4 separate regions of the Mus musculus genome follow, and all the other regions are linked to region 1. The links are chromatin loops, found by intact Hi-C in ENCODE. Cell type or tissue: left cerebral cortex. All regions are shown on one strand. Each heading gives the region's core, and the rest is flanking DNA. Links, peaks and the distances in the headings are about the cores only.

Region 1 (5,774 bases), core at 1,139-5,138:
TCTGACAGATTTCCCCAAATCAGTCTTGGGAAATCTGCAGCCCATGCAGGCGGTGGGTCTAACCTCTCTGTCTTATCTCTTCATGGCCTTCCTCTCCTGCTCTCCTCCCCCAAAGGATGGGAAAGCTTCAAAGAAAGCGATGTGTCACTGTAAGTATACAGCCCAAGAAAATGGGCCAGATAAATTATTAAAACAGAAAAAGACAGCAAGCGATGGGGTGGGGAGCCCGCAGAGGGCAAAGAGCCACTCTAGCTGGATGGTGCCCTGGTGGCTGCTAGGGAGTTCGTCCTCTGAATCCTGGACAGGTGATCCAGTCCCCACCCGGCCCACTCTCTGGCTTCTCATGCCAGGGTCAGAGGTGTGTGTTTGTAGAAGCCGTGAGGGTCCGACAGTGGCAAAGTCCCAGGCGCCTGGTGGGGCCTCTGTGTCTGGCCAGCCGTTTGGGATTTACTTCCCCTAAGACTCAAGCTGGTAACTACAGAGTTTTAGTCTTTGCTTTTATCTCTTTTTGAACTGCAAAGAGACATTCCCAAGGGGCAGAGGGGATACTGTTTTCTCATGAAAGAAGAAAGCCATGACAGGTTTAAGGAAGTAACCAACGTTCTAAGCTCTGTGAGAAAGGGTTTTGCTTTGATTTCGAAGCCCCTGGCACTGGTGTGGGTGTGGGTGAGAAAGACAAGCAGGGACCCCACAGGAACTCCACTTCTATAGCAGACACTCTGCGGGATGTTCCCTGTCAGCTCGGGACCTGTGACCTCGGCCACTCTCGTCTAGTCTCAGGGTCTTCTCTTCCATTCCCACACAGTTCGCATGCTTTACCACTACACCCTAGACATCTGGGCCATGTGATTCTGGGGGTGTCCTGGGTACAGTCGGTGTTTAGCAGCTTGCCTGGTGTCTTGGACAATACTAACCCTTTCCTGGATGTAAGCTGCCTTCTGTCCTCTTGGGTTTCATCATGGGCACTGTTTTTCGTCTCTCTTCCACCCAGGTCATGGCGGGGGTGGGGGGTGGGGGATGGGGGCGTGGGGGGTGGGGGGAGCAGGTTTGTGCATGTGGTACTGTTCCACTTGTTCACTGAAGTGCTAGAACAATGCCTACCACACAGCTGGCACTTATTCTTTCTTTCCAGATGTTATGCTTGGAATGTGCTGGAAACCTGGGGTAGTGAAATGCACGTCAGCAAAGCAACTTGGTTCTCAACTAGATCATGAATCAGCTGCATGATGGGTAACTCCTTGGGCAGGTAACCCTACTTCTCTGAGGCTACCTAGCAGGATCTGTCCTTTCTACAAGTACAAAAGCCTTCATTGAGGGCACAGAAATCCAACAGGCACTAAAGATGTGGCATACACAGCTGACAACAGTCCAAGTGTGGTGGCTCACACCTACAATCCCAGTCTGCAGGGAGGCTAAAGCACTAACATCGCTTCGATTCCAAGATCAGCCTGGCCTACGTGGTGAGTTCCAGGCTAACCTGGTAGAAGGTCCTTGACTCAAAACAAACAAAGAAACAGTATTATTTTGCTGTTTTGTGAGGTCCCAGCCATACTTGGATAAAGGCATGCCACATGAGATTTAGGGGTGTGCTTAGATTAGCTTTTATTTCCTCCAGACAGGGTATATAAGCAAGAAGAGGGATGAAGAATTTCAGAGGGTCACACAGCTCCGGGTTCCCTTGTCCTCTGAGACAAGGAGGTGCTCAGAGTCGTACTTCACAGCACAGCAGCCACCAGCCACATGCCAAGGTCTCTTGCAGTGTGGCTCTTCTGTTTGAGATGTGTTTCAAGTGTAATATGCACACCAGACCTTAAAGACAGTGGAAAACAAAGAACGTGACATCTTACTAAGTATTGATGTGATTTTTGCTATCTTGAGTCAAACCAACTTTGCCCTTTACTTTTAATGTGAAACTTACTTTTTTTTTTTTTTTTTTTGGTGGAGGTGTGTGTGTAGGGGATAATTTTGTAGCAGGTTGGCCATTCCTTTCACCATGTGGTCTCTGGGGATGGAACTCAGATCCTCAGGCTTGGTGGCAAGCAACTTTAGCAGCTGAGCCATCTGGATGACACACCTGTTTAACTTTTTAAAAATTGTAGCGCCTAGGGCTCAGGACATAGCTCAATCACAGTGTTTGCTTGCCTAGCACCGGCTTGTCAAAGCAGTGCTCTGGGATTGACTCCCAGATCCCTTCCCACAAAGTGCTTACTTGTAAGTCTAAAAACGACCAACCACTGTAGGTCACCTGTTTATATTGAGTATCGCAGCACAGGGGAGCAGGTTTTAAAAAAATGAGGAGAACTAAGTCTCCATTGTACAGATCATAAAACTGAGGCTGAAGCAGTGAGTCTAGCTCTAAGAGCAGAACTGGTTCTTTCCCATGCCCAGGCTCAGATACCAGGATAAGCTTAGCGCGGGGACAGCAGAGAACGTCCTTCTAAGGACCACAAAGGTATATAGTGGAAGCCTTTAAGTCGCCTTCCCCTTTGCAGAGACCTCCCCAGACAAAACAAACAGGCCCTTGGGGTCTGCAGAACTGCAGGGGGGAAGGGGGAAACGGAAACTAAGAAAGATCAAAGATCCGGCGGTTCACCGCTCCTGGCCTCATAGCTTGGCAGCTCGCCCCGATCCCAGTTGGGCACTCAGGAGCCCATGGGCGAAGAAGAGTTGCGAGTGACAAGGGGACAGCTCGGGGTTCCTGTACACTTGTTGTTAACAGGAGTGGGCCTGAACTCCCTCTAGCCAGCAAGGTGTCCAGTTGATTTCTACTGGACTCCCAAATGGGAAAAAAAAAAAAAAAAGAAAAACCCAAAAAACAAAATCAAACAAACCCAAAACCCAGAGTAGTCAAAGAAAAGGGCAGGCAGCTGAAAACAGGGATTGAGCACTGTAAGTCTGGGAAGGGACAGCACCATGGGAGAGCAGTAGACACGTATGCTAGGGCATCTGAGGTCGCCAGTTATAACCTCAGTTTCCCCACCTGTGAACTCGAGCCATCCAGTCCCACTCTGGCAGCTTCGAGGAAATGCAGAGAAGAGGGAAGTCTCAGTGTCACCAGCGAGGGCAGCGCTGTTCCACCACCCAGCGGCCAAAGCCTCCGCCCGGTCCCGACTCAGGCCCCGAGGTTCGCACGGGGGGCTTGGGGCCCAGCACACCCAAAGCCCCTCCCCATCGAGGCTCCACCCCTCCCCGCCCACAGGCCACGCCCTCTGTGGTCCCGCCCATCGGCCAGCCCCTACCCGCAGGCCCCGCCTCTACCCGCCCCGCCGCGTCCGCCTCGCCTTTGATGGGCCGCTGCCGGCCAATGGGCGCTCAGGGAGGCGCGGGGCCGCGGCGGCGGGCAGGGGGCTCGGCGCGCCCGGGCGTCAGTCCGGCCGCGGCGACGGCGGCAGGAGCGCGTCCCGGCGCCGCCTAAGGCTGCGCTCGGCGCGCGGACTGTGAGGAGGAGGCGAGCGAGGCTGGCGCGGGGTCGGCGGCCGGACGCATGGCTTAGGACGCTCCGCCGCCGCGCCCCAGCATGGGGAAACTTCACTCGAAGCCGGGTCAGTGTCCTCGCCTGCGCGCCGGCCGCGGCCCCGCGTCCTCTCGCCGGTGCTAACTCTCCCTCTCCTTTCTTTCCGGCTCCCGCCGCCGCCGCCGCGCGCGATGTGCCCGCAGCCGCCGTGTGCAAGCGCAGGGAGAGCCCGGAAGGTAGGCGTGCGGGCCACCAGCCCGGGGGGCGCGAGGGAGGCGGCGCGGACCGCCCTGCCGCTGGATCTCATTACCAGGGTTGCCTCAGCCCCCAGCCCCGCCCCGGGAGCGCTCTTTGGGGCCCCTCTGTCCCTCCTACCCGTTCCCCACAGCCCGGTGCTCCCACTGCTGACCCTAACCCCCTCCACTTTGGCGGCGGCGTCTTCCCTTCAGCTCCCCAAGATCTTGCGCCTTCCTCTAGTCGCCAGCCCCTACTCCGGAGAACTTGGTCTCTGGTCTCACTGCACCCTCTCTGCTGACCCTCATCTCTCTCCTTCGCAATCCCTGCCTCCCGCGCTCCTTCCTCTCTGATCCCCGAACTCCTTCAGTCAGGGTATATTGCCTCCTCCCTTTCACCCTCTGAATCCTCCTAGCACTTAGGATCTCGCCGAGCCCCCTTCCTTGGCTATTTCGCTCTTTTGGATTCTGCTCCGTCTGGTGCTTGACCCTCTTGCCAAGTCTTTACTCTCCGGGCTGTGCCGCCTTGTCTCCTTCCCTTCACTCTCTGGTAACTTTTTGCCAGCCGGGGGGGCCCAGACTCAATGTCTTCGTGTTCTTCCCGCCTCAGGTGACAGCTTTGCTGTAAGCGCTGCTTGGGCAAGGAAAGGCATCGAGGAGTGGATCGGGAGGCAGCGCTGTCCAGGCAGCGTCTCAGGACCCCGTCAGCTGAGATTGGCAGGCACTGTTGGTCGAGGCACTCGGGTATGGCCCCCCACTCCGTTCCATCCTTTCACCCCTTTTAGCCTTGGGGAGAGTCTGAGGATCTCCCCCTACTCCAACTTTTAGCATCCCGCTTGCACATTGTTCTAAGTCCAAAAATCCCTTCTCAGCCACTGTGTGCCCCACTAGCCCTACTTGTGCCCTATGCTTTGGAGGACCCTTGTCGATCAAGTGGGCACCAGTCTCCTGCCCAGCTGGGCACAGAGGGTTGCTTGGGGAGGAAGTGCCAGGGAGGCGATGATACAGGTCCAGTGGGGTGGGGAAACTATGCTGTGTTTCTGTGTGTGTGTCGGGGGCTGGGGGGGCTCCTCTACTTTGCTTTTGTGGCCAGCTTTTCCACAGGGAGGGGTTAAGACTAAAGGCAGACAGGAGTGTCTGGGTAGAGGGCAGGGCTCTGCTGGCCCAGGATCTGTGGCTACCTCCAACTGTGTCTGTGGCATTCATCAGTGCCATCTGCCATCTGAGTGTAGAGTTTGGAGGCACTGAGACCTGGCTGCCCCCTTAGTGTGGCCCTGAGAGGGAGGGGGCTTCTCTGTAGTGTGGTCTGGGTGCACCCTCTTTCTTCACCCAGGGGGTTCTTGAGGCTAGAGGTGTTCTGTGGGAGCAAGTGGGTTGGGGGAGTGAGTGACTCCAGCCCCTGCGCCTGGCCTGGGACTGGTGTTCACAGATGTCCTGTGAGCTCCAGAACTCCGCACGAGGCTTTCAGATGGTCTGCGTGGAACTCTTGCAAGCTGAGGATCAAAGGATGAATCAACTTTTTGATGTGACATTTAATTTTTTTTTTTTTTTAACTTAGAGGGGGAAAAGACTGAGCCTCAGGTCTGGCTAGTTCTTTGGTCTTGTTCTTTGGGTGAGGGTGGTAGAGTCTTCAGATGTGTGTGTGTATGTGTGTGTACAGGGGTGTATGTGTGTATGCATGTGTGTTAGTATGTGTGTATTGCACCTGGCAGCACTATTGTAGACAGGTGGCGTGTGTATGCATGTGTGAGTGTGTGTGTGTGAGTATGTATGTGTGTGTGAATGTGTGTGAGAGTCTGTGTGAGTGTGTGTGTGAGTGTGTGTGAGAGTCTGTGTGTGTGTGTTGGCACCTGGCAGCATGATTGCAGGGAGGGGGCATGTGTGTTTGTCTGTGCATGTGTGTTAAATGTCTTCTCTCTCTGGATACTTCTCTCCTTCCACTCCATGGCTCAGGCTTCCTCTTCCTGGCCTTCCAGTTTGCTGCTGACTGGGACTGGAGCTGCTATCCTAGTAGAAAGGTCAAAACTGGTCTGAGGTGGGGGTGGGGGGACTGCATTGGAGCCTTTCAGCAGGACCGCAAACTTTTC
Region 2 (5,774 bases), core at 689-4,688, 83 kb after region 1:
TTTGTTGGTGCAGTTAATCTAAATCCTTTTACATTAGCCTCAGACAGACTCCAGACAAGGGCAAAACATAACCACATTCTTCACCAAAATATCACAAGAATGATATGTAGGCAACATACTAAAATTCTTCTCACCTGAAACCTCTTGAGCCAAACCCCATGGGTCAAATCACCCTCAGTATAGCTGTCTTCCATGTTACTGTTAGGATGACCCATTAAGCATGGATTAAAGCATTTCATTGCTTTCTTAATACAAAGTCCCAAAATCCACACTCCTCCAAACAAAAGCACAGTCAGGCCTATCACAGCAATACCCCACTCCTGGTACCAACTTCTGTCTTAGGGTTTTATTGCTGTGAAGAGACACCATGACCTAGGAAACTCCTATAAAGGCAAACATTTAATTAGGGCTGGTTTACAGTTTCAGAGGTTCAGTTCACTATCATTATGGTGGGAAGTATGGCATCGTGCAGGCAAACTTGGAGCTGGAGGAGACAAGAGTTCTACATCTTGATCCGAAGGCAGCCAGGAGGAGACTACTGTGTTTCACACTAGGCAGAGCCTGAGCACATATATTACCTCAAACCTGCCTCCATAGTGACACACTTTCTCTAACAAGGCCACACCTAATAGTGCCACTCTCCATGGGCCAAGCATTCAAGCCTATCAGTCTATGGGGGCCATACCTGTTCAAACCACCACAGTCGGGGCTACAGAGAGAAGGAAGAGTATAGAGAAGGTTAAATAAAATTAGGGGTGTATGAAAAAGCTGGTAAAAACTCATTGCTTTGTAAGAACATTAAAAATAAATCGTTTGAAAAAGGAGTTTGAACAGAGGTACTCTGTATGAGTGGTTAATGCCATTCCCAGAAGCCATAATTTTTTTAAGTGAGAATCCCAGTGCCATGTTTGGGGCTACCTGGAGATGCCTAAAATACAGCTATTGCCATGGCTTCTAGTTGCTTTCATAACTGGATACTAAGACCCTACAGCTGAAGACACAGATGCTTTAGATTCAGGGCTGGCGAGATGGCTCAGTGGGTAAGAGCACTGACTGCTCTTCCAAAGGTCCAGAGTTCAAATCTCAGCAACCACATGGTGGCTCACAACCACCCGTAATGAGATCTGATGCCCTCTTCTGGTACATCTGAAGTCAACTACAGTGTACTTATGTATAATAATAAATAAATCTTTGGGCTGGAGCAAGCAGAAGTCCTAAAATTCAATTCCCAACAACCACATGAAGGCTCACAACCATCAGTACAGCTACAGTATGCTCACATAGATAAAATAAATCTTTTTTAAAAAAATGCTTTAGATTCGAGACATAGAGAAGTCAAACTGGAACTGACCTCCTGCAAATTTCTTCCCTGGTGATTTGCTTTCACAGGGCCAGCGGTGCTCTTCAGACTACTTAGGGAGAGAAATCATCAATATTACCCAGCATCAAACCCTGAATATTTCAATACTGACCTTGCAGGAAGATGTGCCTACCAGCACAACAATGTCCTGAAGTTACAGGGATAGCCAACTGTCTTTTGCTTACCTTTGAGGCCTGCTCTGCAGGAGAGAATTCATGTCTGGCACTGTAAACCCATGGAAAGCCCATGGCTGAGGGTGTCATCAGCCCTGGGGTGGGGGCAGGACGACCCTACTACTGATGATGCTAAATGAACACACTGTCAAAGCGTCTTCCCTGCTCTCAAAAGCCAGGGAGGGAAGCTCCGTTTTGCCGGGGTCAGCTGTGAATGTGGACTCATAATTGGTTAGTGCCGAAAATAAGTGACTGTTGAGTGTTTATCCCTAAATAGGACATCTGCATTGAATCCCTGCCCCTAAGGCTCAAGAAACATTTCAGAAGAGGGGACAAGAAAAAAGGTGTTAAGAACAGAGGAGAGGAATGAGCACTGTGAGATGCTGTCTTCTGGACATGTTGCAGCCACTGTGAGAGGCTGTGCTTACCTGCATGAGACGTGAGATTGAGCCCGTGAGCGTTTCATCCTCGGTGGAGCAGGGTACCGGAAACCACAGCCCTATTAAGGAGTTAGTGACAGTTAATGAACAATGGGGGAGGGGGAGTCTTTTTTTTTTTTTTTTAAGGACACAGATGCTGGTAAGTCGCCCATGGTGCAGTAAACAGCCCATATCCATGCAATCATCCAAAACAAATTCGGTGGGTTACTGGGAAGAGTTCCAAAGGGCGTGGGAGAGGATAAGAGACTTGAGAGATGGAGTTGAATTGGATCAAAATACATTATATACATATAAGAAATTGTCAAAGCACAAAATCTTTTTAAAAGAAGGGGGTGGGGCGTGCAAGGACGGACATCTGGAGCCTGCCTATCCACCTGGTAATTGCTGAATTGGCGGTAGGAGGCATGAAGGAAAGAATGGACTTGCGCCCCTCTGTCAGCAAAGTGGGGGAGGGGAAGGTACAATATTGACTTTAACGCGGGGGATTTTAAAAGCCCCTATGTTCCCACTTTGTGCTTCGCTTCTCACGGGCAGGCCAGGACCTTTGAAGTCTGCCTGGCCCAGTGGGGAGCAGCTTCTGCTGAGAGAGATGCAGGAAGGGGAGGGCTTCTGTGGAGAGGCGATGTGGGAGGGGCGGGGTCCAGCTTTTGTGGAAAGGAGATGCTGAGAAGGGCCAAGGGGCGGGCTTCTGTGAAGAAGAGATGCGGGGAGGAGCTGGGGGCGGGGTTCTGAGCAGACTGGATGCAGGAGGGCTGGGGGGCGGGGGAGGGGCGGTCGGGCTTCTATGAAGAGGCTATGCTCATGGGGGTGGGAAAGGGGCCAGGGGCGGCGGAAACTATTAGGCACGCTCCAGCAAAAAGGCCGCAAATCCAATGATAATGTACATCTGTTTCAGGACTTTATAAGCTTTGAACATTTTTTATGGGCAGATAAGTGGGTCGTTTTCTTCCCATAACTTAGAACTTCAAAGCAGGATGTGTGGATGATGCAAATTGCTGAAATATGAGATTTTCCTACAAAGAGGCTTCCAAAAAAGACAGGAGGAAAGGATGGGAGGGACCAAAGGCTAATTGATGCCACAGCCTTTTATGTACATTGCAAAAAAACGGGACAGAAATTGATTTTTATGAAAACTCGATGGAGAGTGTGGGGGAGTCCCCCTGTGGGGTCTGAAGTGGCAATGTATGCTGTCCAGGCAGAAGTATGGCCTTGGCTTCTAAGGTACCCTCACTGCACCCAGGACATTAGGACAGTTTTAGGCCAGCCAAGGATTAGTCAACACAAGGCCTGGAACACCCATGGGGCCCACAGGCAAAAAGGATTTGGGGAAGCCTTGGGAGAGGCATTTTGTGGGAGCAGCGTGATCATGCACCCCACACCCTCTGTACACAGTTTCCCATGTTGTTTTTGTCTGCCCTACCTCACCCCCAACCCCTACTCTACCCTCAATCCCCCTCCACCTGACCCCTGTGCTGTCAATTAGCCAGTTCCTAAGTGGGGGCCTAATAAGCACCCTAGATGTGCTCAGTGAATGAATGAATGAATGAATTAATGAAAGAAAGAAAGAAAGAAAGAAAGAAAGAAAGAAAGAAAGAAAGAAAGAAAGAAAGAAGTGAGAAAATGGAGCTTCCTGGCAGCAAGGGTCAACCAGCTGCCTTGCCGTGAGTTTCTGTCCCACCATGGATGAAAATGGCTGTGTTCCCCACACTTATGTTTGACCCTGCGACCCTTTCTCTTGGTGGGTATGTATGTTAAGCCAGCCCAGGCAAAACGATTAGTTTTGCTAGTGATTGATTTGGGTAAGGTCATGTGGCCGGATCGGGGCCTATGAGTTGTAAAGGTGCAGCCCAGGAGGTACTTAAAAAATGCCAAGGCTGCAGCCATCTGACCAGCTGCCCTCGCATAATAGGGAGTCAGTAGAGCAGCCTAGAGGCTGCCACTGAGTTACTGCTCCTAGCTTCTGCCATAGCTGGCAGCCGCCCAGTTATGTGGCTTTTCTCTGGAGAGGGCTTCAAGACAATAATTTGGGTACATGTTTACTTTGAGGGAGGCGAGGAAGCAAGACGGAAGGCGGGGAGCAGCTGAGGGTCACTTCATCATAACCTTGTTCCCAGGAGAGTATGAAAATCTCCTGGGAGTTACCCCACCCCCTGTTGCTCCCGCCCACCCTAACAGAGCCAAGAAGCTGGGTGATTATCCACTGATTCCTGTCAGTGGCTTGTTGAGGGCAGCTTAGCTCACCCGGCACAGGAAGCGCTGTGGTGATACAGAGAGGCTTAAACAGGTGTGGGCAATGGAAGTGAGGCAAACGTGCAAATGATCCTGGATGGATGGCTCGGGAGTCCTTGCTGAGGGGTTGCTGGAGATACTAATCCTTGCTTCCTAGAAGGCTGGTGGGTGGGTGGGCTCAGAGGACCAAGGAGGGGAGGGGAAGTTGGGTAAGGGGGAGTCTGTTTCCTGGGGAGCCCATCCAAGTGTAGGAGAGGCATCCTAATGAGCCTGAGAAGATTGAAGTGTATTCAGTAGTAGGCTGGAGATGCTGAGATGACTTGGGAGAGTCTTGACCCCCCCCCACCCCCCCCACCCCCACCCCCCACCATCAGACATCCTGTTAAGAGGTTTCCAACAAACCTGGTCCCCAGTCTCAATTTTATAACATAATGTCTCCACAAATACTCCCCATTCTCCCATAGCCACCCAGTCCTGGGCCCCATTCTGGACCCACCTCCAAAGAAGGCACAAGGTCCTCCATCTCTTCCCCCCCCCCCCACTCCCATCCTCTTCATCTTCTGCTTGTTCTCTCCTGGAGTCTTTGGGATCTATAGTTACATTCTCTGTTTAAAAATTATTCTCACCTCCTTGTCTTCATGGTATTTAGAATAAATGCCATGAATAAGGTGCTTAGAGTCCAGTGCTCTCAGGTCAGATGGACAGTGGTTATCATCAGGTCAGATGGACAGTGGTTATCATCAGGTCAGATGGACAGTGGTTATCATCAGGTCAGATGGACAGTGGTTACCATCAGGTCAGATGGGCAGTGGTTATCATCAGGTCAGATGGACAGTGGTTACCATCAGGTCAGATGGACAATGGTTACCATCAGGTCAGATGGGCAGTGGTTATCATCAGGTCAGATGGACAGTGGTTACCATCAGGTCAGATGGACAGTGGTTACCATCAGGTCAGATGGACAGTGGTTATCATCAGGTCAGATGGACAGTGGTTACCATCAGGTCAGATGGACAGTGGTTATCATCAGGTCAGATGGACAGTGGTTACCATCAGGTCAGATGGGCAGTGGTTATCATCAGGTCAGATGGACAGTGGTTACCATCAGGTCAGATGGACAGTGGTTATCATCTCATCCAGGTTGCTTTGGACTTCCTTGTCTCTGAACCTGTGGGAACTTCCATAACTAGGCCTCCTGGTCTTAAGGCTTCTTGTCAGGATGCAGACCTCAGCTCTTCTTAGCTCGTCACTTGCACTTAGACTCAACAAAGGTGCCCACCTGCTCTGCTCCCAGGCTCTCTTCTCCCTCTTTAGTAATGCAGCCTTTGGTTCGGAGTTCAAGAATGAAGACGCTTCTCAGGCCACCTCACAATTAAATTTGGTGACTAACATCTGGTCAATAGGGCAGTTCCTGGGATTCTCCCTTAGACATGGCATAGCATGCTCAATCATCTCTTCTACCCTCCCCCTCTCTCCATTTGGCTATCTGGAAAGCAGATGTAATGGCTACAGTTCTAGCCACCAAAATGGAACATGGAGACAAAGACTATATGGAGATGCTGGGGTGGTGGG
Region 3 (5,774 bases), core at 960-4,959, 67 kb before region 1:
CAGAACACAGTTACCAGAAGAACTTGCCTCTCTGAGCTGAGGTACTCATCTGCTTCTCAGAACCCAGAGCTACCCAGGCTCCTAGCAGGTTGCACCCTGTAGGCTGCACCTGCTTGCTCAGCTGAGATGCTGAACGAAAGGGGCCACTTCAAAATGCATCGTAAATTGTGGTCAGGGAGGGAGAAAAAGAGGAAGCAGGGAGGGTAAGAGGGAGAGAGAGAGAGAGCGAGCCGAGCAAGTGAGCGAGCAAGCGAGCCCCCACTTCAAGGCCTGCTCCCTCCCTAGCGGGAGACCTGTGTATGTGAGGATGAAGGCAAACTTGGGACTGGCAAAGCTGGCCTTCTGATGGAGCGTGTGGTGCCCACTTTGAACGTGTGGCCTTTGTACCTGCCTATTCAGGGCGGCCTCAGGACGCTGGGGGGCAGGCACGCAGGGGAGGACAATGACGGACTCGTGCTTTGCGTTCTCTTTGAAGTGGTTCTGCCCTGGCCCCCTGCGGGCTCCAAAAAGAATGCTTTTGTTGCCCGCTCCAAAGATGCCGTAAGATTCTGGGGGAAAGTAACCGGAGGGGATCTACCCGATTAAAACAAAATTAAAGATAAGAAACAAATCAAGCCAGCCGTGCGGGGGCTGGCGGCAGCTTTGAACAACCGGTAGAAGGGACACTCTGTGATCCAACCCTTTCTTTCCCTGGGGAAGTGACCGGCTTGGGGGAGGGGAGGGGAGGGGGCTGTCCTCAGTGGAAGCAGAAGCCTGGAAGCCAGAAGGGGAAATCGGGGCCCTCTGGGGTCTCCTAGGAGGGACACCAAAGGGAGAGTGACTGCTAGGACTCTAAAATCAAAGTCCACTCTAGTGCTAGCGTCTGGGCAGAAAAATGCCGGAGGCAAAATCAAAATAGCTACTGTTTACAGAGTTAGGTGCCAGGGGTGGGGCCCAGTGCTGGCTCCAGCGACTGAGTGAGGAGTTTAAAGTCTTCACCGCTGTGAAATGAATATGCGTGTTCAAAAGCCTTTACATGCCCCATTCTACCGCTGCAGAAGTTGAGGCTCAGAAAGGGGCGCCACCTCCCAGACACACACACAGAGCTGGAAAGTGGTGAAGTCACATTTGAGAAGTAATGTAGGGCCTCGGTTTTGAGAAGAAAAGCCCCCCCTCCCCCCCGTTTTGATCAAAATGGAGTTCTCCTTACATTCTATTCCCTGGACTGCCGGAGGGGGCGCTTTCCAGGCTGTTCCAAGAAGTGTGTGTTAGGATGGTGGGTGGTCAAAGGAGAGATTTTTAGATTGGCAGTGGGTGGGCGATACTACTCCTAGTCCAGACTCCTTCTCCCTCTTGTGTTTCCCTTTTTGAAAGATCCTGATGCCCATTCCAGGCTGGCCTCGAGTTGGTGACCCTCCCACCTCGACTTCCTTAGTGTTGGGATTGCAGGTGTGTGTGTTCACAATGGGTTCTCTCAGATCCTCTCATCAGTTCTGAACACCCAGTTCCACTTCCCGAGCTGCTAAGAGTCAGCACAGGCCAGCCACGGCTGGATCTCACGTAGCCCCACTTGTCCACACTGCAGTCTGAGGGCCTCTCTGACTCCAGCCCAGTTCCCCTCCTTCATCCAGTATGGGGACAAGTGGCTCTCCAGAGAGCCTGAAGGATCATCAGGTTCTGCCACACATCTTCCATGTCTAGGCTCACACTGGAATGTTCCTGCCCTTTCCAGGGTCTTCCCCATTTTCTAGCCGGTCTCTGCTGGGAGCACAAGCCGATGGTGTCTTTGAGCTCTCTCACTTTAGCCTGTGTGCCTGGGGTTCAGACCTAAGACAACCGCATTCAAATGAACATCCTGTGCTAAAGAGGCTTGGCTCTATCTGGTGTGGCATTTGGCTCTCCAGATGGAGGAATGAGTGTCCAGCGTGGCGGAGAATATTCAGGAAGCTCTGTTCTTCCTCTGCCTTCCATGGTCCCTCCCTGCCCTACCACTGAACTTTTGCTGGTAAGGGGCTCAGCCAGGGACCCAAATCAGGCATCTTCTCACCCTCTACAACTCTTACGACCCACAACCCATTTCCTAGCACCTCATCTCCCAGATTCCTTCCCGACATCCCACACATTGACCAAGGAACCAGGCTACTACATCAGGAACTCTGTAAGCTGGCAGGAAGCAGTGGACAGAGAGGAAGTGAATAAGGCCCTGTAAAGTCTGTGGCCCCAGGGTCCTGTGCTTTGTCTAGCTGTCTGTCTGCCACACATGTGGGTAACTAGCCCTTTTCAGGTTCTAGCCACCTGTCATCTGCGGAATACATCTGTGGCCTGCCTCAGCAAGTGGAAGCCCATAGAAGCTTACTGAGTTGGGTAGAAACCAGCAGAAGGTTGGAAGCCAGGAGGGCAACCCAGGCTAGGTGATGAAGCTTTGGTTCCTAAGGGCAGAGGGCTCCACAGGGAACTGAGGGTCTGCTACCCCTGCTTGCTGTTAGTCTAGGCTGGGTTTTACAAATGACTCTTTAAAAACATTAAAAACAGTTTTGGGCTTCTTTATTTAGTTTATGAATATGGATGTTTTACCAGCATGTATGTCTGTTTACCATGGTGCCTGCAGAGGTCAGAATAAAGTGTCAGATATCCTGGAATTGGAGTTACAGATGGTTGTGAGCCATCATGTTGGTGCCGAGGCTCAAACCCAAGTCCTCTACAAGAGCAACAAGTGTTCTAAACTGCTGAGCCATCTGTCCAGCTCACGGTAGACTCTTAGACTCTTCTCACAACCCAGCAGGATAGATTTGTTTTGTTTTGTTTTGTTTGTTTGTTTGGGTTTTGTTTTTTTTCTACAAAGGGTTTCACTGTGTAGCCCTGGCTGTCCTGGAACTTCAGGACAGATTTTTGAGATGAGAAAATGGAGGCTCACAGAAGCTTCGAGAGGTAACCAGCAGCTAACTAGTAGGCTCCAAGTGGAGCTACCAGTCTGTGGGATCACAGAGACCTTGCAAAGTAATAAGTCACTACCATTTAAAGGGGAATCTTTTGAGTGGGGTGATGCAGGATGAGTAGGCGTATGTCCAGGGCAGAGGGAGGGCTAAGTCTTGGAGAGAAAAGGTAAGAGGGGAGGCGCTGACTTGACTGAGGATGGGGGACTGAGGGAAAAGAACTGGGGAACAGGATGCGGCTCAGAGTGGTTTATGGAGAAATGGATGTCTGGCAGGGCTTCTGGGGGTAGGGGGGCACAGCGGGCAAAGGCTTGTGAACCGAATGAGCCAGGTTTCCCGAGCTTAGCAGAGCGCTCGGCACGCACCAGCACTGGGTACCAGCGTGAGCAGCTCGGGGCGCCACGGCGAGCGCGAAGTCTGCAAGTGGCGTCGCCAGGGCACCGCGGTCCCCGCCCACCGCCGGCGCACTAACCCGGAGCAGATGGCCGGCGGCCCGCTCGCCTCCCGCCGCCGCGCCGCGCTTTGAAGTGGCCGCTGCCGCCCTGGGCCGCCGGAGCCCCGCGGGCCGAGGCTGCGCGTGTTTACCCAGGTGCTCGGCCGGCCGGGGCCTCGGCCGGTCCGCGTAGGGCAGCTGGGCTGCAGAGCCACTGAGCAAGCCACCGCTCCGCCGGCGCCACCGGGCTTCCCGCTGCAGCGACCGAACAAACGCAGGCTTATAAAGGCCAAGGCTTCGTCCAAGGCTCGCCGGCCACCTGGCTCGGGACCCCTTTCCCGTCTGCCTTGCCCCTCCTACTGGGCGGCTTTCCCTTGGCGCTGGCACACCGCTCCCCTCCCCACTCCGATTAAGGCGCCTGGCACCTCCCCCTGCGCCGCAGGACAAGGACGGTTCTTGTCGGCGTTTATTACATGCGGCTGTCACGGCTTGAGCAGTGCTCCGTGTGCACAGGGCCCTGCGCCATGGGTGTACCCATCGTTGTCCTCCTTTTAGAGAGGACAAGAAGCTTGCCTAAGGCTATAGCTGGTAAAACCAGAGCCAGAGTTTGAATCCAAGGCTAGTTGGGGCCAGAGTTTCCGCTAGGCAGACATGATTCTGCCCCACCCCTGCTGAAGAGCCCTCCAGCCCCACCCCACCCCGGCTCCAGGCTTTCCCATGAGCAATACCAAGGATGCTCAGTGGTCTCTTGCATTTACATCCAGTGCCTCCCAGCATCTGTTTGGAAGTGGACTTTCAAGCCTGTCTCCCGACTTGCAGTAGAGACCTGTTTTCCAAGATCCCCAAGGCTTTGGAGGTCTGGAGGACATTTAGCTAAAAGCCTTTTGGAATTGCACCTCCCTCATCAGACTGGGAGCATTTCAGGACTCAGCCTTCTCTACCCCATCAGAATAGTCTTGTGAAGGGCCATGCTTCCCACAATAGCTTGGGAGCCTCATAGGACCCTGCTGGGCCACAGCAAACAGGGAATGTGGCAGCAGATCTTATTTCAGAATAGGGGTTTGCCTCGAGTCTCCTCTGCGACTGGGCAGAGGAGGGAGAAAGCTTGGGTCACCAGTAGGGTGACACCTGGGTAATGCAAAAGAGGGGGTCGAAGCCCCTTCTGGTCTCAGTGTGCTGATGAGGGCCCTGCAGGAATGATGATAGGGCAGACATGTGTCCCTGTGCGTCCCTGGGCGCTATGGCTATGAGATGTCCTAGGCGGGAGCAGGAGGCAGGTGGGCTCTGACACTCAGCCCCAGGCTGGGTCACGTTGTGGTTGTGTTAAGAGCGTGGTCCTGGCAGTCTCCCTCTGCCCAAAGACCAGGCAGGTTACTTGTCGCCATGCTTTCAGGACAGGCGCCCCCGCCGCCGCTCCCCGCAGCCTGACCCCTCACACATCCGGCAGGGATGAATCAGCCGCGACGCTGCCGCTGCCTGCACACTCTGATCCCGGTCACTTTGTTCTCGCTTTAAAGCCAGTGGGCCGGTGGGGGAGGGGCCGTCTCTCTTCTCTTCCCCTTCTCCCTCAGTCTCCTCGTACTTGCAGGCCTGGGCTGTGATGGTACTTGAAAGGACCGCGACACTCAGTTATCTGGCCAGGGAAGTCCGGTCTGAGAGTTATCTGTGCTGAGTGGTGGAGTGGACGGCTGTGCGCCTGTGTGAGCGTTCTGCACACGAGCCGCTGTGGAATTAGGGACGTGTGAATATGGGTACCTTATAACTATTGTAGCTTTCAGATTTATTTTGATCCTTAGTAACTGCCTTTATGTGCCCTACACAAGCATCCTCTGTTCCTGTTGAACAATTTTTGAGAACCCAGAATATTCACGAATTATATATTAGGAATATATAATATACATGAAACAAAATTCATGCCTAAACATGGACCCAAGGGAAAATGCCAGAATGGTGTTGGATAACATCACCAAGTTGAAGCTACCCTGTGCTTATAGCTAGGGAAGAAGTAATGCAAGAGGAGGTCCCTTCGTGTACTGGGGGAACACACTGCAGGGTACGTAGTGGGGTGAGCTACCAGGCGTTCAGGCAATAGCGTGGATGGGTTGAGGGATAGAAGCTAGGCAGGAAAACATGCGTGCTGTAAGATTCCATTAAGAGAAAGTTCAAACCCAAGCAGTGTGTTAGTCAAGATGGAGGCTTGAGAGTGACTGCTGCTAGAGAGAGAAGTGCCTCCAGGGGGTCAGAGAGCCACGGGAACAGTGTTCTCGGCCCTCTGCCTTAGGAGTCTTTGCGGATGCCCCTTGTAAGTAGTACATGCGCTGAGGGGTGATCCTGTGCATATCTTGTCCATGTACAATAAACTCAACTTACGTTTGTTTTCCCTCTGTTATATCCTCTACAGGGTGGTGTGTGTGTGTGTGTGTGTGTGT
Region 4 (5,774 bases), core at 545-4,544, 230 kb after region 1:
GCCCACAGAAATATCTGAAGGTGGCCCAGAGGTAGGTATTTGTCAGGACTCTTTTCACTAGTCCAGTGCGCAGTCAAGTAGGAAGCAGCTATGGACAGAGTTTTCCAAGGTAAGCAATCCACACAGCATCCCTAACGAGAACCGTCTGCTCCGGTGGAAGATAGGACTGTGGACACAGCTCCAGAGGGGAAGCAGACAAGTCTATGGAGAAGCTGCTGGTCTGGATTTCCAAGAGAGATCCCTGGGCCTAGTTAGGGTGGATGTGTGTTGGATGTAGGTCAGAAACAGGGATGGAAGAAGATTTGAATGGAGAATGCTGACGTGGGGCTGGAGGAAAGAAAGCTCAGTGGTTATGAGCACTGGCTGCCTTCCCACCAGACCTGAGATCAGTCTCCAGCACCCGCTTGATGGCCCACAGCCATCTGCAACTCCAGTCCCAGGGGTGGCTGGCACCCTCTTCTGGCCTCCACAGGCACTGGTACAATACAGTGCACAGCCATACATTCAGGCCAAATACCTGTACATATAATTTTTTAAAAAGTGTTTAAAGAGTACAGATATAGGCATCGAGAAGATGCTATTTGTTTCATTTAGGAAACATTTCAAAATGTATGTGAACTCCAAATGTTCCAAATGTCACGCAAAAGAATAGCCCACCAGGTTGACTAGGGAAAGGTGTCCCTGAGGACAGTTTGGGAGAGTTTCTTGCCTGTTGGTGAACTGCAGGTCCAGGTGGGTTGCCAGTGGTGGTGGGGGGCTGCTTTACAATGCTCAGTGTTGATGGAAGGGGTTATTTCTGGGGGCTGATGATAGCAAGGAGGCTGGTGAAGACTGGCCTGCATAGTATAGAATCAGTAATTTCTCTTAGCAAGGGGTTTTCCTCACAAAGCACAACAAAAATCTGCAAAGATTTTATCTGTTGACAGTACCAGTTTTCAAGACTTTAACGCCACCGTGGTGTGCTCTTCTTGGAGGCTAGTTGGTCTTACCAGCCTGTGAAATAAATGTAGCTAGGCCTTGACCCTGCACCCACAGTTTGCCTCTCAGCTCTGTGGGTCTGCTGGCTCCAGAGGGTCAAGCCTGCTCAGTGGGTTGTCATGGAGTGAGATTATAATAGGAAACATTGTATTGTAGACAAATGCACTGTTACCGAGCAGGCAGTCTCCTCAGAGAAGCACTGGGAGAGGTCTTCAAGGCAGTGGCTGGGAGCTGGGAGGATGGGAATAGAGCGGGTAGAGTACAGGGACATGAGGAACAACCCTGTTGGTCCCCTGTGCTTGTCTTGTAGCATAAACATCCACACCATGTGCTTGCAAGTTACCAAAGTACCAGCTCAGCAGCCAGAATTGGAAAGAGACATAGAAAGATTCTTCCCAAAAGGGCAGAGCATGTCCACACTGAATGCTAGAATCCAGACCAGGGTTCTGCACACTGTGTGGGGACCAAGTCTAGCTTGATACTGTTTGCCCAAGTGACATTTTAGTGGAACACAGTCATACCCACGTGTCCTGCAACAGCAGAGTTGTAGAGCAGTGACAGAAACCTGAAGGCCTTGCACAGCCTGAAATATTTACTCTCTGGCTACTTTCAGGAAAAGTCTGCCCACTGCTGTTATAGATATCATAAAATAGATATGCAACTAGGAAGGGCCAAGTTTCTAGAGGCTGTTTTTGTTGTCAATGTAAACATATCCTCCAGGTTTCCCTCCCTCTCCCCTGTATTTTTGTTGTTGTTTTAAAGGCAGGGTATTGTTTTATAGCCCAGGGTGACCTTGAATTTGCTGTAGTCCTCCTGTCTCAGTGTTCTGAGTGCTGGGATTACAGGTTTGAACCACCTCTCCCGCTTCAGTTTAACTTCCAGACCTAGCTCACTGCTGTCCACTCCTGAATCTTTATTGCTTCTCAGGAGCCCTGTTGCTATTCTTGCTTACCACAGACCCCTCCGATGCCCCCTAGGCTCCCCTTCTCCCCTGCACTCCTCTGATCTGGTTTGCTGTGTTCTCAGAATTAGGAGCAGGGCCGTCTCTGATTCTTTACTCCCATTTTCTCAGCATTTCCACTGGCGCCTGACACAAAGTAGGTGCTCGAACATTTGCTGAATGGGGAAAGGAATTGTTAGCCTCTTAGGCAGATAAGCTGTTTTATTCACTATTATGGATACAGCCAGAACTGGATAGCTGTCAGTCCTTTTGAGAAAGTACAAGAGGTCCCAGCCTCATGACACACGCTCTTGGAGACATCGCAGAGCTTCTCCAGAAATAAACTCTGAATGAAGCCACGCTTGTAAAGTGCCTATCACGCTGCCTGGTGCTCAGAAACCCCTTACTAAATGGTAGCCACCAGCAGCAGCAGAAGCAATGTAATCATGAAATTGAGAGATAGGATTGCAAGACGAATTAGCCCACCCCTTCTGCCCCCACTTGGTCAGAACGTACAAGTCCTCACTGTTTTGTAAGATTTGGTATTTCCTAGGTCGTCTCCTTCTGAGTGCAGGAGCGCCACCTTGTGGGCACTTTAGGTTATGACACAGTATCTGATAGCTCCCAAGTAGTCAGTCCCAGTCAGACTTATGTGTGGAAGGCAGCAGGTGGTGTTGAAAGCAAACCTGACCTTCAGGGATACGTGGCCCATTACAAATGGCATACGGGAGGGCTTGAGCGTCCCTCGTGTAACTTAAAGACAGATGGTGCGTGATGGCCATGACTGCTGCTACTGTCCTCCTTCATGATTGGCTCTGCCCTCGTTCTGACTCCAGCGTGAGTTTTCAGGCACCTTAAAGCCACATTTAGAACGAGATAGTGCCATCTCCTGGGAGGACACGGTAAGGCTGGTGGTGGAGTATGAATCTTGTTTTATGCGAAGAAAGATGGAAAAGAACAGGTTCTGATATCACAACCACTGATGTGTGTGTCTAGGCTCAAACCTAAAGTCACCAGTTGCACAAATGTCCCCTGCAGCTCACTTCATCGGAGTCTCTGGACCACCTGCCCCCGAGTGATGGGGAAAGGCAGGTGGGGAGGTCCTATGCAGAACGGACAGAACCAGCTTTGCAGAGCAGGGCCCTGGGATGGCGTTTCACACCATCTCTCTTTTCTTAGCTGTATGCTGTATACAGGTGTGCTGTATGCTAATTCCTGCTATGTCAGAGAACACTTTTTATCTTTTGGGAAACCTGGAGTTTATATCTGGAAAAGATGCTAATACTCTGCTTTTTGTGCCCGTGGGAACTTCCAGGCAGCCCTAGCAGGGGCTCCATGCCTCCCTATGCTCATTTAGAGACATGCATCAGGTGAGTGAGACAGGACCCCTGGGTCAGGCAGGGTGTGCCAGAGGAGTTCCTGCAGGTGACTACTGCTGCTGTCCCTTGTAGTGCCACCATAGGCTGCCCAGCTTCCAGCAGCCTTCTCTGACCCCTGCTCTGCTTCTGGGTGAGGAAGGAAGCATGTAGCTTCATTTTCAGGTCCTGATTAGGGCTCGCCATAAACAAACGACAGTGCTTTGCAGCAAAGATACTATAAGGGATCTCACCTCCTTCTTCATGGCTTCTCTCTGAGCACCAGCACGTACTCCACACGGGAACAGGGCCTCATTCTGCACTGTCCTGCTCAGCTCTGGCATCTGAGGTCTCCATCAGTGAACTCCCGGTGCTACTCTGGTGGCTGGGGATCTGGTTCTTCTTGGGCTGCTGGCTTTTCTTGTTTGGCTTCTTTAGCTCCTGATGCTGGATAACCACTCACAAATGGAGACACGACCCAAAAGCCTCCATGTTCTGCAAACTTCGTAGTTAGCACATGTGCCAGTAGGAACCATGTTGAGGGAATTAGTGGTTGCACACCTGCCCAAGGGTAACCTGGAAGATCCTGGCAACTTTGTTTATACTGGGGGCCAACTGGAGAAACTTGGATGTGCAGAACCTTGATATACTGTGGAGAAATAGACCCTGGAGTATTCCTCTGGATCATTCCTCTGGATCGTGTGTGTGTGTGTGTGTGTGTGTGTGTGTGTGTGTGTGAGAGAGAGAGAGAGAAAGAGAGAGAGAGAGAGAGAGAGAGAGAGAGAGAGAGAGAGAGAGAGAGAGAGCACATGGCCTTGACCCTAAAATTGGAGGAAAGTGCTTGCTTGTGTTGTCAGGTCCCACCTGTAGAAAGCCCATGGGTAAGGGAGGCCCCTAGGTGTGCTGACTGGCTCTGGGGTCACCAGTAGTTTCATAAAAGGACCTCGAAGGTGTTTTCCTTTCTTCTCTGTCAATGTCATGCCACTGACCACAGTATGTCTCCTATGTGGGGCTTCTGCATAACCCTGTCCTGCAATCAGGCCACATGGTTCCCTAGGGACATCTTTCAACATGAGCCTTGGGTCCCTTTGCTCCTGAAGGCAAGAGACAAGTCCTGTATCCATGGCTTCTGCCTCCACAAACTTCCTGATATTTTAAGGAAGTTTGTAGCCTTGCACATGGAGGGAGGTGGAGTCTGCAGTTGTCACTGGGCTGTCACATTCTACCGCTCGATCTCTCTCCTGCTGGTAGGGCTCTATTAAACAGACACACCATCACCTGGGAATAAGCCCACCCAGGACCTCAGGGAGTTAGAGGCAGGGCTGGATCGGGATCAATCGGTGAGCTCTTCTTGCCCTGGGATGAGCGTTGCAGAGGAGGTTCAGACTCTAAGGTTCCTCAGTGGAGGTGGACCTCTTCCTGGAATTCGTGCTGAGTGTTGCCTGAATGACAGGGATCGGCTGGCCAGGTGCTGACCTTGGGCTTTAAAACCAGGCATCCTAAGCTGGGTGGTGGCAGAACCTGCTTTCGATTTCAGCACTCAGGAGGCAGAGGCAGGTCGTTCTCCGAGTTCAAGGTCAGCCAGGAATACGGAGAGAGTTTCAGCACAGACAGTGCTATGCAGAGAGACCCTGTGCGGAAAAACAAACAACAGCAAAACAAAATGAACAGACAAAACGAGGCATCCCAGATCAAGGCTCTTAAGCTGCACATGCGCACAAGGGCCAGGATGGTGCTGTTGAGGAGCAGAGTTAGCGCGGTTGAAGGCGGCAAGCAGGAGGTTCGCTCTGCTCTACCTTTCCAACTACAGTTTTCCAGAGGACGCGAGAGTTCCCCATTCATAAAATTATGACAACCATTTTCTCTTAAGCTGGCAGACCAGCGATTTGTCATCTCCACACCCTCTCTGGCACTCTGAGAGACCACAGCTTCTATCAGGACCCAGACTGGTGGAGGCAGGGTGGGAAGGGTAGACCCAAGCAGGTTAGAGTTCTGTCTGTGTGTCATCCTTCCAGCTTGCCAGCTGTCATGTCACCGACACTCTGTGGGCTGAGTGGGGCCAGTGTAGCATATGCATTTTTGATCAGGTTTCCTTTTGAATGAGTTAACTGTCATGAATAACCGAGCAAAGGGCACTAGCATTGTCTTTAACTATAACTGCTCCAATTAATTATGGTTTAATTAGCATACATCGAGAGCAGCCCTGAAAATAATACTTCATGGGTTACAGATGCCCTGGCAGCTGGAACATGAAGTGTGATCAGGGCTGGGGGAGATAGTTATTAATAAATTACTCCCATTGTCAAAGACCCTTATTTATACAAATTAGCAGGGGATACATAATCAACTTTAACTGTATAATTTATAATAATTGATTTCATTTTGACTGACCACTAGTCGCTTACCAAATACTCTTGGAAGAAAAATTGCCCTATTAGGGTAAGTTTAATCCTAAACATAGCTAATGAATCCTATTACTTTAAGGTCATATTTGAAGCTTT

The links. A loop is a pair of places that touch in the nucleus more often than their neighbours do. Peaks named below come from ENCODE experiments on the same cell type or tissue, not always from the same donor. Only the 100,000 strongest peaks of a DNase experiment are listed, where the experiment ranks them.
Region 2: a loop joins it to region 1, with 2.2 times the contacts of the local background. A loop is called at or near these places in 3 of 42 quality-filtered maps.
Region 3: a loop joins it to region 1, with 4 times the contacts of the local background. A loop is called at or near these places in 8 of 42 quality-filtered maps.
Region 4: it touches region 1 in a loop (2.4-fold over the local background); 5 of 42 quality-filtered maps call a loop at or near these places.

The regions. Positions count from the first base shown.
Region 1 is chr8:88,517,990-88,523,763 of GRCm38, forward strand. It overlaps Nkd1 (naked cuticle 1), which reads left to right and starts at 3,355. Exons shown (of 10, transcript NM_027280.3): 1 at 3,355-3,542; 2 at 3,658-3,690; 3 at 4,298-4,431. The coding sequence starts at 3,518. Gm35076 (a long non-coding RNA gene) reads left to right here. Exons shown (of 5, transcript XR_879058.3): 4 at 116-149; 5 at 1,133-1,556. It overlaps Gm35162 (predicted gene, 35162), which reads right to left and starts at 3,132. Exons shown (of 2, transcript NR_168470.1): 1 at 2,981-3,132; 2 at 1,582-1,809. In left cerebral cortex, for the core only: a CTCF peak has its summit at 3,077; DNase peaks (open chromatin) are centred at 3,217 and 3,642; H3K4me3 peaks cover 2,265 bases; H3K27ac peaks cover 718 bases.
Region 2 is chr8:88,601,640-88,607,413 of GRCm38, forward strand. No RefSeq gene overlaps it. Among named protein-coding and RNA genes, the nearest start is that of Snx20, 32 kb to the right of the region's middle. In left cerebral cortex, for the core only: no CTCF peak of the experiment used is centred there; DNase peaks (open chromatin) are centred at 2,307 and 2,652.
Region 3 is chr8:88,450,805-88,456,578 of GRCm38, forward strand. No RefSeq gene overlaps it. Among named protein-coding and RNA genes, the nearest start is that of Gm34846, 26 kb to the right of the region's middle. In left cerebral cortex, for the core only: a CTCF peak has its summit at 1,224; DNase peaks (open chromatin) are centred at 3,392 and 3,617; H3K4me3 peaks cover 1,039 bases; H3K27ac peaks cover 855 bases.
Region 4 is chr8:88,752,833-88,758,606 of GRCm38, forward strand. No RefSeq gene overlaps it. Among named protein-coding and RNA genes, the nearest start is that of Cyld, 59 kb to the left of the region's middle. In left cerebral cortex, for the core only: CTCF peaks have their summits at 2,514 (motif pointing left) and 2,713; DNase peaks (open chromatin) are centred at 1,211, 1,324, 2,513 and 2,743.